2 separate regions of the Homo sapiens genome follow, and region 1 is linked to region 2. A link is an interaction called in ENCODE POLR2A ChIA-PET data of the cell type or tissue named here. Cell type or tissue: OCI-LY7. All regions are shown on one strand. Links, peaks and the distances in the headings refer to the core of each region. The heading gives the core; the rest is flanking DNA.

Region 1 (5,386 bases), core at 131-5,130, 410 kb after region 2:
TCGGGGTGGGGAGAAGTAGGGGTCCTGCCTGGTTTCGGTACTTGCAGCCATTTTCTCTGCCTTCAGTTTATAGCTTCCTGTTTTGGCCGCCTCAGCAACAACAACATACTTAATATTTTGCTTTCCTGCCTTATTTGATAAATAAGGTGAACAGCTTTTTTTTTTTCTTTCTTTCATAAGGGGTAACCCATGCTTAGCATTCCATGTAAGCTTGAAGTAAGCATGGTGGCGTACTGGCCTTCTCCAGCATCCAGCAGACTTACCCAATTATACTAATTAAGAATGTTGTTTTAATACCTTTATCTATGTGTGGTTTTGTGTGTTTGTTTGTACATGTCTTTATATATATATATATATATATAATATATATAAAAAAATTAGTTTGTTAAAGTGGATGTACTTTTTGTTATTTTAAATAAAGTTTGCCCTACCTTTGTCATTTTTTTTTTTTTTATTCCTCTACCACAGGATAGCTACAGCTCTCAGGGTATTTCTCAGCCCCCAACCCCAGGCAACCTGCCAGTCCCTTCCCCAATGTCCCCCAGCTCTGCTAGCATCTCCTCATTTCATGGAGATGAAAGTGATAGCATTAGCAGCCCAGGCTGGCCAAAGACTCCATCAAGCCCTGTAAGTGGCTCTGGTTTTTTTTTGTTTTTTTTGTTTTTTGTTTTTTTGGGGTTTTTTGATAATTAATTAATTCTACTTGAATGCTTGCTTGTTTATTTGTTTTGTAAGACTTTTTCTTCATTATTTATCCATGAAAGGGTTTTCTTTATAAATAATAATATTAGTGACAAAATGAATAAAGTTTGCGTGCATCAAAGAAGTTGATTTCTGGTAATGAAAAAGCTGTTATAAAGAAGCACCTCTATACAAAGCATGCGAGTGTGTTAACTGGGTCCAAACTCCTTCACACAGTGACTTTTTAAAAATGTCTGATCCATTATGCACTTATAGAAGATTCTTCAAATGCGTTACTTCTCCATTTATATGGGAACTAATAGCAGCCATTGACTGAATGATAAGTTTGGCCCCTGACCTGTATTTTGCATGTTCTATCTATTTCAAAACTGCCTACCTGAAAGAAGTAAATACTCAATTTGGGTATGGTTTAGTGTAACATCAGCCCTGCTTTATTTTTAACCCATTTGTCTGAAATTAATAAAAACGTACAAGTTGTTAGTATGTGAATGAATTTTTAGTTTAATAATGTGTACCTATGTTAGAATCAGTTGAGATAGAACAATTGTATTCTGCACAAGACTGCTGATAATCTTGAAATTAAGTGTTGATTTTTGTATGATATATAAATTATAACAAAAATGTCACGGATGTATCAGGGAATTTTGTAAGCCTCAATGTTCTTCTGACCCTAGAAGTGGGCCTTTAGTTTCCTACTAAAGAAATTCTGTACCATTAGAGAGAAAAAAAAAATGGTGCTGAAGCAACCTTTATTTTACATTCATATAAAGAATCAAAAGATCTTAAAAAAAAAAAAACAACATGCAATTACTTGCCAAGAAGGCTTAATTAACATGCTCATTTCTGTAAGGCGATGTATTGACGAGCACGGCTCAGGAAGGCAAGTTGGAGGCAAGAAGACCCTAGCTGTGCAGAATCTGGCAATCTAGTCAAAACCCCAAAAGGAGGCTGCTATTAATTATCCATTCACTGGTTTAAACAGATAGAGCCTGAAGGCTTGAAGAGTTGGTTGTTCTAGTAAATGTTTGTAAAATTCACATGCAGCTCTAGGATAACCAGCATTTTCCCTTTCAGAGGAGGAAAGGGCGATATTCGCTCTTACCTTCTCTGTAGCTACGTTTCGATTTTGCAGCACCCGTGATGAAAGAGAAAGCGCTTCTAGGATGGGTATAGCAGACAGTGCGCTTCTAGGAGGGGTGCATCCGAACTCGCAGGAAGGGGCGCAACTCCTGCATTTTGATGTCTTTGTGTTATTTGCTTTGAGTCTCAGAAGGCAGCCGACATTGTGTTTTTCCCTCATAGTCTGCCCTGGTTTTTTGTTTTGTTTTCTTTTTTTAATAGGAAAAGCATTCCTGAATCAGTAATGCTCTCAAGTTAACAGGTAGAATTCAGATAACTTCTCAAAAGTATTTGTGTGTTGGCCCAGAGGGAGAATTTCAGAGGTTAAAAATAATAATCTTTAAAACTTAAGATAATAATTAAGGGCCGGGTGCGGTGGCTCACGCCTATAATCCCAGCACTTTGGGAGGACGAGGCGAGTGGATCACCTGAGCTCAGGAGTTCAAGACCAGCCTGGCCAACATGGTGAAACCTTGTCTCTACTAAAAATACAAAAATGAGCCAGGCATGGTGATGGGTGCCTGTAATCCCAGCTACTCGGGAGGCTGAGGCAGGAAAATCACTTGAACCCGAGAGGCGGAGGTTGCAGTGAGCCGAGATCGCGCCACTGCACTCCAGCCTGGGCGACAGAGTGAGACTCCATTTCAAAAAAAAGATAATAAGAATGAGCACTTATTAAAAAGAAAGACTAACAATAGACCATATTATATTGTTTAAAACTTTTCATCTTGCTAATTTCATTGACTTATAAAGAAGGCTTGAGATAGTCACAATATTTTAATTCACTAGTTAAGATTATCTCCATCCACTGTAGGAGACTTTATCAAAATCTGACTTTCTCCTTTAATGTAAGACAATAGCAAACTGAATTATAAACTTTGTTTTCTGATTATAATTAAACTTGAAATTGTGTATTTTTTCTCAATATTTCCATATATATGATCTCTTCCTGTACCATAAATAGTTTTAAGAATTTGCAAGCAAACTTCTGGCTCCTGTAGTAGATAGGAACAAGAGAAGCTGAAGTTCACAGTAGTGGAAAATGTCAGATTATTGCTCTGTGTTGAGAAAACAGCCACTTTTTTGAATGAGATGCTAATTCAAAAAGGGGAGCAAAAGAGAGTATAATGAAGAACCTAACATTATCTCTGCTATCAAATCACTGCAAATACATGCAACCCCGGAATAGTTAACTGCTCTTTCTGAGATGCCGCTTCAATTTGGGCTTAAAATTGCTCTTAATAGTGTCCTTAATAAAGCCTGTCTAACAGCAGGTCTGGAAAAGGCAAAATGATGAAGATGCTCTATGCTTTGACAGTGTACTGTGGACCAACATTGTTTTGTTACAGAACATTCTAAAATAAAAATAAACATTTGTCCATACACATACACATACACATATTACCAGGCATATGGTAAAGACTGCTGAAATGTAAATCTGCCTAAAAGACTTGAGGAAAATGTACTTATAGGCTTAATTAAAGTATATGCAAGGAAAACATTTGTGGCACCATAATAATGTCTTGCTGTAATTTTACAGCAATTTCCATTCCTTTTTCTTGCCTCCACAAAGTTTCACAGCAGTAGGATACAATTTTTGCAACACTGAGGCGGTACTAGGTAGGCCTTAGTGACTGGGAAAAGTGAACCCGTCTTTCCGAAGGGCGAGTTTGTTTGCCTACTGTCAGTGGGAGGAGTGTAAATGAAGACCTTTATCCAAAGCCAGCGTCTATGAACAAGGACAGTATGTTTGGAGCCTGGTCAGTGATGAGAGTGATAACGTACATGCTCTCTATTCACTAAGTCTTTAATTGCGCTCTGTTCAGACACTAAATATTGGCTGTGGTCATTGCCTGCCCAGTATGCGAACCATAAGCTGGGGTGGAGGCGTTGAGTGCTGGCAGCGGACGCAACCTCTTGCTCAGCCTTCAGTCTTACTAGACTGTGCCCACGTTCACTCCACACCTTGCTCGGTGAAATCCTGTTTATAGGATATTTGAATCAGCTGTTAATTCCTGTTAGCATGTTCCAAGCGTTTCACACCCTTTTTGTCCATTGGAGTAATCACTCATGGAAAAAAAAAATGCTATCACAGCCCTCCAGCATGCAGAGCACCACGCTAAGTGTTGGTGATCAGCATCCACCCAAACTCTGACTTGTGAAACTTAGGATCTAGTCGGAAAAGTGGGTGTCAGACAAATAGTTACGTGCAAAACATACAGTTTTACACAGTGTGTGACGTCGTGCTGCAAAGGAAAAGTAAAGCGTGTGGCAGTGGTGAAACTGAGGCCCTGGTTCAGCTAAGTGAGCCAGCCTCGGGAGGCCTCTTCCGAATTTATCACGTAAACTGAGGCCTGACCGTGTCAGTTCCCTGCAGATGCAGTTTCCTACATTATGGTGCCATAAAAATGCCTCTTAGAAGATCTAAAAATTATGAAAAAGAACTATTCTCTTAGAAAGTATCTTCATTTAATTTTTCCAGTGTTATGACAACAAATTGAGATAGGCACAAGTTAATTAAACTTAAGTTTATTTAACCAAGGAGAGAAAAGTTAATATATAGTCAAACTGTGTCCATCATTATCTCAGGCCTATTCCAGCTTGTAAGAATCCAGTCCCTTCAGAAGCAAGAACAAGCATTTCTGTGCCCCGTTGCTCTGTTCATGATTCTATTCATCCAGAACCACTCCCCAGTTTCAGTTTAGAGAGGACCAAACCAGGAACGGCAGATGGATCTTACAAACAGGATATTGGTTGAGCTAATTGGAGCAATTTTAAATTGAAATGATTGCCTTTATTTGTCTTATCTTTAAACTGAATCTCAAACTTTTACCTCAGTTTTTTACAAATAAAATGCAAGAGGGAAGTTGTTTTACTGTTAACTGATTATAGATTATAATGCCTTTTTCTTCATGTTCTTATTTCAATTTTTCACTTTTGAAAACGTTGGACCCATTTTTTTAAGTGTAACTCCCCAAAGAAGAAAAAAACTCTATACTAAAATTTAGAAACCTCCTAATAATAACTGTCCCGTTAATAAAAAAGAAAACTCCATACTAAAATTTAGGAACCTGTTTTTAATAACTGTCCCATTAATGACGGCAGAGCTTCTGAGGTGCTGCCCGGATGAGAGTCTTGTGTAAAGTGTGTTAGAGCAGCCTCTTTTCCTAGTCAAGTAGGCCTTGGGTACAAGGATATGAAAAATAAGCTTTAAAAATTTATTTGGATATATAGTTTCTATATTCTAAGTGTACATATGGGTTTATAGACATATATATATTCACACATATATGAATATGTATACATATATATTTTTTAAGCTCTTATCTAAAGTGGTTTTTAAGTGATGTGAAGTTTAACCTCAGCATCAAAGTATATTCTAAAATATAAAACAACTATTTTTTATCATTCTACATTTTTTATTTACATCAACTGTATCACCCATTACATATTTGATAAAGAGGTTATGCCTCAGTAATTCTGAAGCTGAAGGCTTAAAATCTCAGCCCAGTGACTCTGGAGAATCACGTGTTAGTTAAAGGGAAAGCGGCGGCCTCACATGCTG
Region 2 (5,386 bases), core at 112-5,111:
GCCTGAAAGAAAAGGAGCAGATAGGGGCTGCCTTAGGGTTGGGAGGCTGTGGCTAGGAGGACAAGAAGTTGGTGAAGGAAACAGAAAGTGTGGAAGAAGCTAGAATGGTCTCAGGGAAATCAGGGAAGGGGAAAAATAATTTTGAGACTCACAGAGTCACCGGTGGCCACTAACTGGTCCATTCGCCACAGGAAACTGAAGTCTGTCAGTAGGTGCCTCTTTCAGGTGGAGGACCGCCATCTGCCCTTGAGACTTCCATCCCACCCACACCCCTGAGTCCTCCCGCACATATCTGGCACTTAGAAGGGCTTATATCATGTAAACAGACCTCCTATCTCAGCTCTAATCCGCAGGAGTAGAATTAGTTACAAAACACCACGCTCCAGATATCAATACATATTTCTAAAAGATGGAAGCAGGGGAAAGCCAAGAAAAGACAAGAGGGTTTTTCTAGAAGAAAGAAGGTAATGAGAAATCAGAGATGGAAATTTTCCAGGAACCAGATGAGGCTAGAAATTAGAATGTGGCAGGGGTTATGGAATAAAATGGAGTCAGTGGGGCCAATTGTTTAAGGAATTTCTCTCTGGAAAATCAGCAAGGAAGAATACTAATTGGAAAGGCTAAGAGGGTCTTACTCATCTTCTACAGTTTTATGTTTGTTTGTTTCTGAGACAGGGTCTCTTGCTCTGTTGCCCAGGATGGTGCATAGTGGCATGATCATGGCTCACTGCAACCTCAACCTCCCAGGCTCAAGCAATCCTCCCAGCTCAGCCTCTCAAGTAGCTGGGACTGCAGGAGTGCACCACCACACCTGGCTAATTTTATTTTTTATTTTTTTTGTAGAGACTGGGTCTCATTTTGTTGCCCAGGCTGGCCTTGAACTCCTGGCCTGAAGTCACCCTCCCACCTAGGCCTCCCAAAGTGTTGGGATTACAAGTATGAGCCATCGCAACCATCCATCTTCTACAGTTTTAACCTCAAGCCTAAAATTGCTATGACTTCCATGAATTATCTCACATTAGTAAGAGGATCTAGCCTGGCTAATGATACATGTATCAAATGATAAATTATAGTTTGTAACATTGTTTTTTTCCTAGACCCAGTGATGTCTTTAGTAACCATGTCTGGCTGTGTCTCTCGCTCTCTCTCTGTCATTCTACCTCTCTCATCCCTCCCTCTTCTTCCCCACTTCTGTTCCCTTCCAGTTTCTTCCTTCCTTGTCCTCTTCTCCACATCACTGTGGGTGACATGGACTCTCATATCTGTGCATGAACCAATCCTTGTCATTGCAGCCAAAGGGACCCACGTGGGCCCACATGGTAGGGTGCAGGTTCCAGAGGCCTAGGGCCAGCAGCTTCCTTTACTTCCCTCTTCCCTCCTGCCTTGGTACCAGCCTCCTTTTGTAGCGGTAGAGGATCTATGGTGCTTCGTCATCACCTCTAAAGTAAAAATGTTCTACATCATCCCCTGTCCTATGTAGCCACAGAATCATGGCATTAACTTGGGCTTGCCTGGAAAAGAGCCCCCCCTACTGCATGACCCTCCTTCTCAGTACCCATCTCCATCTATCAAGAGTCTATCATGCCATGGTCAGCGGTGGCAAACCCTGGGATTCCAGCTTTGAGGGAATGGGTTGAGGATCCATGAGACTGAACTGTTCAGAAGGAAAGAAAAACTTTTCCAATATTTAGGTATGTTCTCCTTTTCATACCTTCAGCTCATTAATATCTAGGGCTGGGTCTGAGGGGATATTGTGCAGGAAATAGACTTTGTCCCCACCATTCAGCCTCCCATTCACTGAGGTCCCTCCTCCTGCTTCAGCCCACCTTCTTTCTGGCATCCACATCCTCTTTCTCATCTCCTCTCCTTCATCAAAGCAGGCTTTCAGAAACAGATCCAAAATATGTTCATAAGAAGGTGTAAATAACTGATACAAGTTTAAGGTATTACTTGTTAGAAGCAAATTTGTATTTTGACAAGGCTCAAAGCCTTTGCGGAAAAGAATAAATCCATAAATCTTTAATGGAGAAAGTTTAATTACATAGCAGGAGAAATGCTTGGGGTTGAGTGGAGTATACCTGGTTTTCCTGAAAGCATACAACACACATCTATTCTACTTAGACATTAACACACACACACACACACACACACACACACACACACACACACTCCTCAAACCTTATCTGTTTAATTCCAGGCAATATGTTAAGTACTTACATATACTTTCTCATTTAATTCTTACCCCCAGAAATTGTACGAAGTAGATATTTAGTGTCTCACGTACATCCTGGTACACACGAAGGTCAGCACATTGCCCAAACTTGCACGGCCTGTAAACATGGAGCTGGGATGCGAATCTACCCTCTTTCCACAGATCATGAAGCCCCCGGCAGGAATACTCCATCCTTGTGGCGAGGAGGAGTAGTTTTCCTGTTTGCCTCCTGGGTTGCTATGTTAAGGAACATGTAGAGCTTTAAGTACCTTTTCTTGTAAGTCATCTTTAAAAGGCCTCTTAATCATCTTTGTTTTTCTCTGAACTCCCCAGAGTCTGTGTGTGTCATCCTCATAATGATTTGCTTGAAATGAAACACAGTGGCCTGGTCTATTTTCACTTTTCAGCCTATGCAGGATATAAAAATAAACAGCATATGGTGAAAAGTTAATGAGATTTAAAAAAATAAGTTCACTTAAAATAATCCATGGGGTTTTCTACATGTGTTCTTGGTCTGGTTTCAAAAACCACAGGAGTTTTACTATGCTTTAGAAAAGGGTAAATATTTTGCATTGTTTCTATTGGGGTCAATGGGAAACCAATCTTGTAGAATCAGCACTAATAATCATGTTGTTTGTAAACAACTGCCATGCTAGACTAGTACAGACCAAGCCTTACTGTTATGTGCCCAAGCGTTAAAACATGTACATAGCAACTCTGCAATGCTCTCTACAGTTGCGAATCTCATGCCTACACAATAGTCCCTTAGCTAACAAGAATGAGGAAGTCTACCTGGAGGAAGATGGTAAGTCAGACAGACTTCCTTTCTTAGAGCAGTAGCCCTCTGAACACAGCTGGAAACATGTTACCTTGATAGGTAGAAACCACCTTTTAAGAAAAATGCTCTCTGCCTTATTTTTGTATTTTTTGGTGGGGGGCGGGGGGCGGCGTGCAGGGGGACAGGGTCTTGCTCTGTCACCCAGGGTGGAATGCAGTGGTACAAACATGTTTCACTGCAGCCTCAGACCTCCCGGGCTTAAGCGATCCTTCCACCTCAGCCACCTAAGTAGCTGGGACTACAGGTGCGTGCCACCATGCCCACCTTTTTTTTTTTTTAGAGATCGGGTCTTACTATGTTTGCCAGGCTGGTCTTGAACTGCTGAGCTCAATCCTCCTGCCTGGGCCTCTCAAAGTGCTAGAATTACAGGTGTAAGCCAACATGCCTGGCCTTCTCTGCCTTTTAAGTAATTTTTTAAGTTAGGAATCCTGTATTTATTTATTTTATTGAGACAGGGTCTCACTCTGTTGCCAAGGCTTGTGTGCAGTGGTGTGATCACTGCTTATCGCATCCTCCAACCTCCCAGGCTCAAGTGATCCTCCCACCTCAACCTCCTGAGTAGCTGGGACCACAGGCACATACCATCATGCTTAGCTGATTTTTGTATTTTTTGGTAGAGATGGGGTTTCGCCATGTTGTCCAGGATGGTCTCAAACTCCTGGGCTCAAGCAACCCACTCGCCTCAGCTTCCCAAAGTGCTGGGATTACAGGCATGAGCCACTGTGTCCAGCCTGTCTTTATTTTAAATGACCAGCATAGTCATTGCTGCTTTAGCTACATCAGTTCTCTGCTCTGAAAGAAACAATTAATTTGAAAATGCATGTAATAATTTTATTTGCATGTTTGGATTCAGCCATAAAATTATGTTGACAATTGAGCCCCCACTGTGGGTTCAGGAATGTTCTGAGTGTGGTAGACAATATAACAGAAATTGAAGACAGGGACTTTGTCCTTGAGAAATTGATCCATCCAGCTAGGGAGATGAAAATTACCTTAATAAAGTACAGTTATCAAACACTTCTGGTGTGCCAGGTGCTGTGCTCAGAGCTTTGAAGACCTTATTTCACTGAATCCTCAGAAACCTGGGGAAGTAAGCACTACTGCGATCTGTGTGTTATACAGGAGTAAACCAAGGTTTGGGATGTTTACAAACTCTTCAAAGGGTTGTTGTGAGGATTATGTGAGAAACCATAATGCATTATATCAGTTGGGTTTACATGTGATTTTCTACAAAAAAAAAAAAAAAAAGAAAGAAAAAGGGGGAAAAAAGACCAAAACAAAGCAAAAAATACCAGAAGCTTAAACAAGACAGAAGTTTATTCTTATTTCTCATACACGAAGTCAGGAGGTAGACAGCAGCTGAGCTGCCCTGAGCAGCTCCGCTTGAGCGTGTGGACGTACTGACTTCCAAGGGAATATGCAAAATGTCGATTTTTTTAAACAGGTGGTCATGTGCCCAGCTAAACACTGGGGCTTCTGTAACTAAAGGTGGGAAGAACAGATATTGGGTTAGTTAGGCAACTTGCTTCTCTGCCGTATGTATGCAAAGTGCCAGACACGGGATAAACATACTAAGTGGTATGTAATAACAGTTACAAAGCTCAATGCAGCCTAGAGGTGGTTTGGTTCATTGATTAAATACAACTCTTTGTGTCTGAGGTTTTCTCTTTTTTACGCTTGTGCACTATCCCTAAACAGGTAAGTGAATGAGAACAAGGGAGGGTGTACCGCAGGCCGGGGGCATCCCCATCCCCGCTTGGGCCAGCTTCTCCTTTACCTTTTCCAGAGATTCGAGGTGGTTTGCCCTAAGGTTTCACACCTGTGTGAAGGTGGCAGGAAGCAGCCAAGTCATGATGCAAAGCAAGGACGCTGCCCAGGCCTGGGCATTTCAGCTTCTGCTTGCCTCTCCTGCTCCCTCTCAGCACCTGTGAATGACAGCTCAGGTCTCTGGCAAATGGGAAAAACCCAGGACATGCCAGTCACATTGGACAAGACATCCTCTGTATCAGTGACAACAAGCAAGACGCCCCTCATGCTGTGCAAGCAGGTGGCCCTGAGAAAGGGTTGGTTGTAACTCATGGTTAGGTGTCTTGAATTTGGTCCATTTATTTTGAAAGGTTTTCCATGGATCATCTCAATCTCACAAATTCCTAGATAACAGAGAAGATGCTCAGGCTACAGAATGTTCCCACTGTGTGGAGTTGAGGAGTTGTCCTCCGCCTCTTAAACCTTGAAGCTTGCTTTTTCTTTTGAGACAAGTTCTCACTCTGAGGCCCAGGCTGGAGTGCAGTGGTCTGATCACAGCTCACTGCAGCCTCGACTTCCTAGGCTCAGGT

What was found. Peaks named below come from ENCODE experiments on the same cell type or tissue, not always from the same donor. Only the 100,000 strongest peaks of a DNase experiment are listed, where the experiment ranks them.
Region 1: POLR2A ChIA-PET joins it to region 2 with 6 read pairs; 3 of 35 experiments call an interaction of 5 or more read pairs at or near these places.

The regions. Positions count from the first base shown.
Region 1 is chr6:157,174,379-157,179,764 of GRCh38, forward strand. ARID1B (AT-rich interaction domain 1B) reads left to right here. Exons shown (of 20, transcript NM_001374828.1): 11 at 469-627. Among named protein-coding and RNA genes, the nearest start is that of TMEM242, 150 kb to the right of the region's middle. In OCI-LY7, for the core only: no CTCF peak of the experiment used is centred there; no DNase peak of the experiment used is centred there.
Region 2 is chr6:156,765,399-156,770,784 of GRCh38, forward strand. No RefSeq gene overlaps it. Among named protein-coding and RNA genes, the nearest start is that of ARID1B, 9.3 kb to the right of the region's middle. RefSeq lists an enhancer at 2,470-2,529. In OCI-LY7, for the core only: no CTCF peak of the experiment used is centred there; a DNase peak (open chromatin) is centred at 2,983.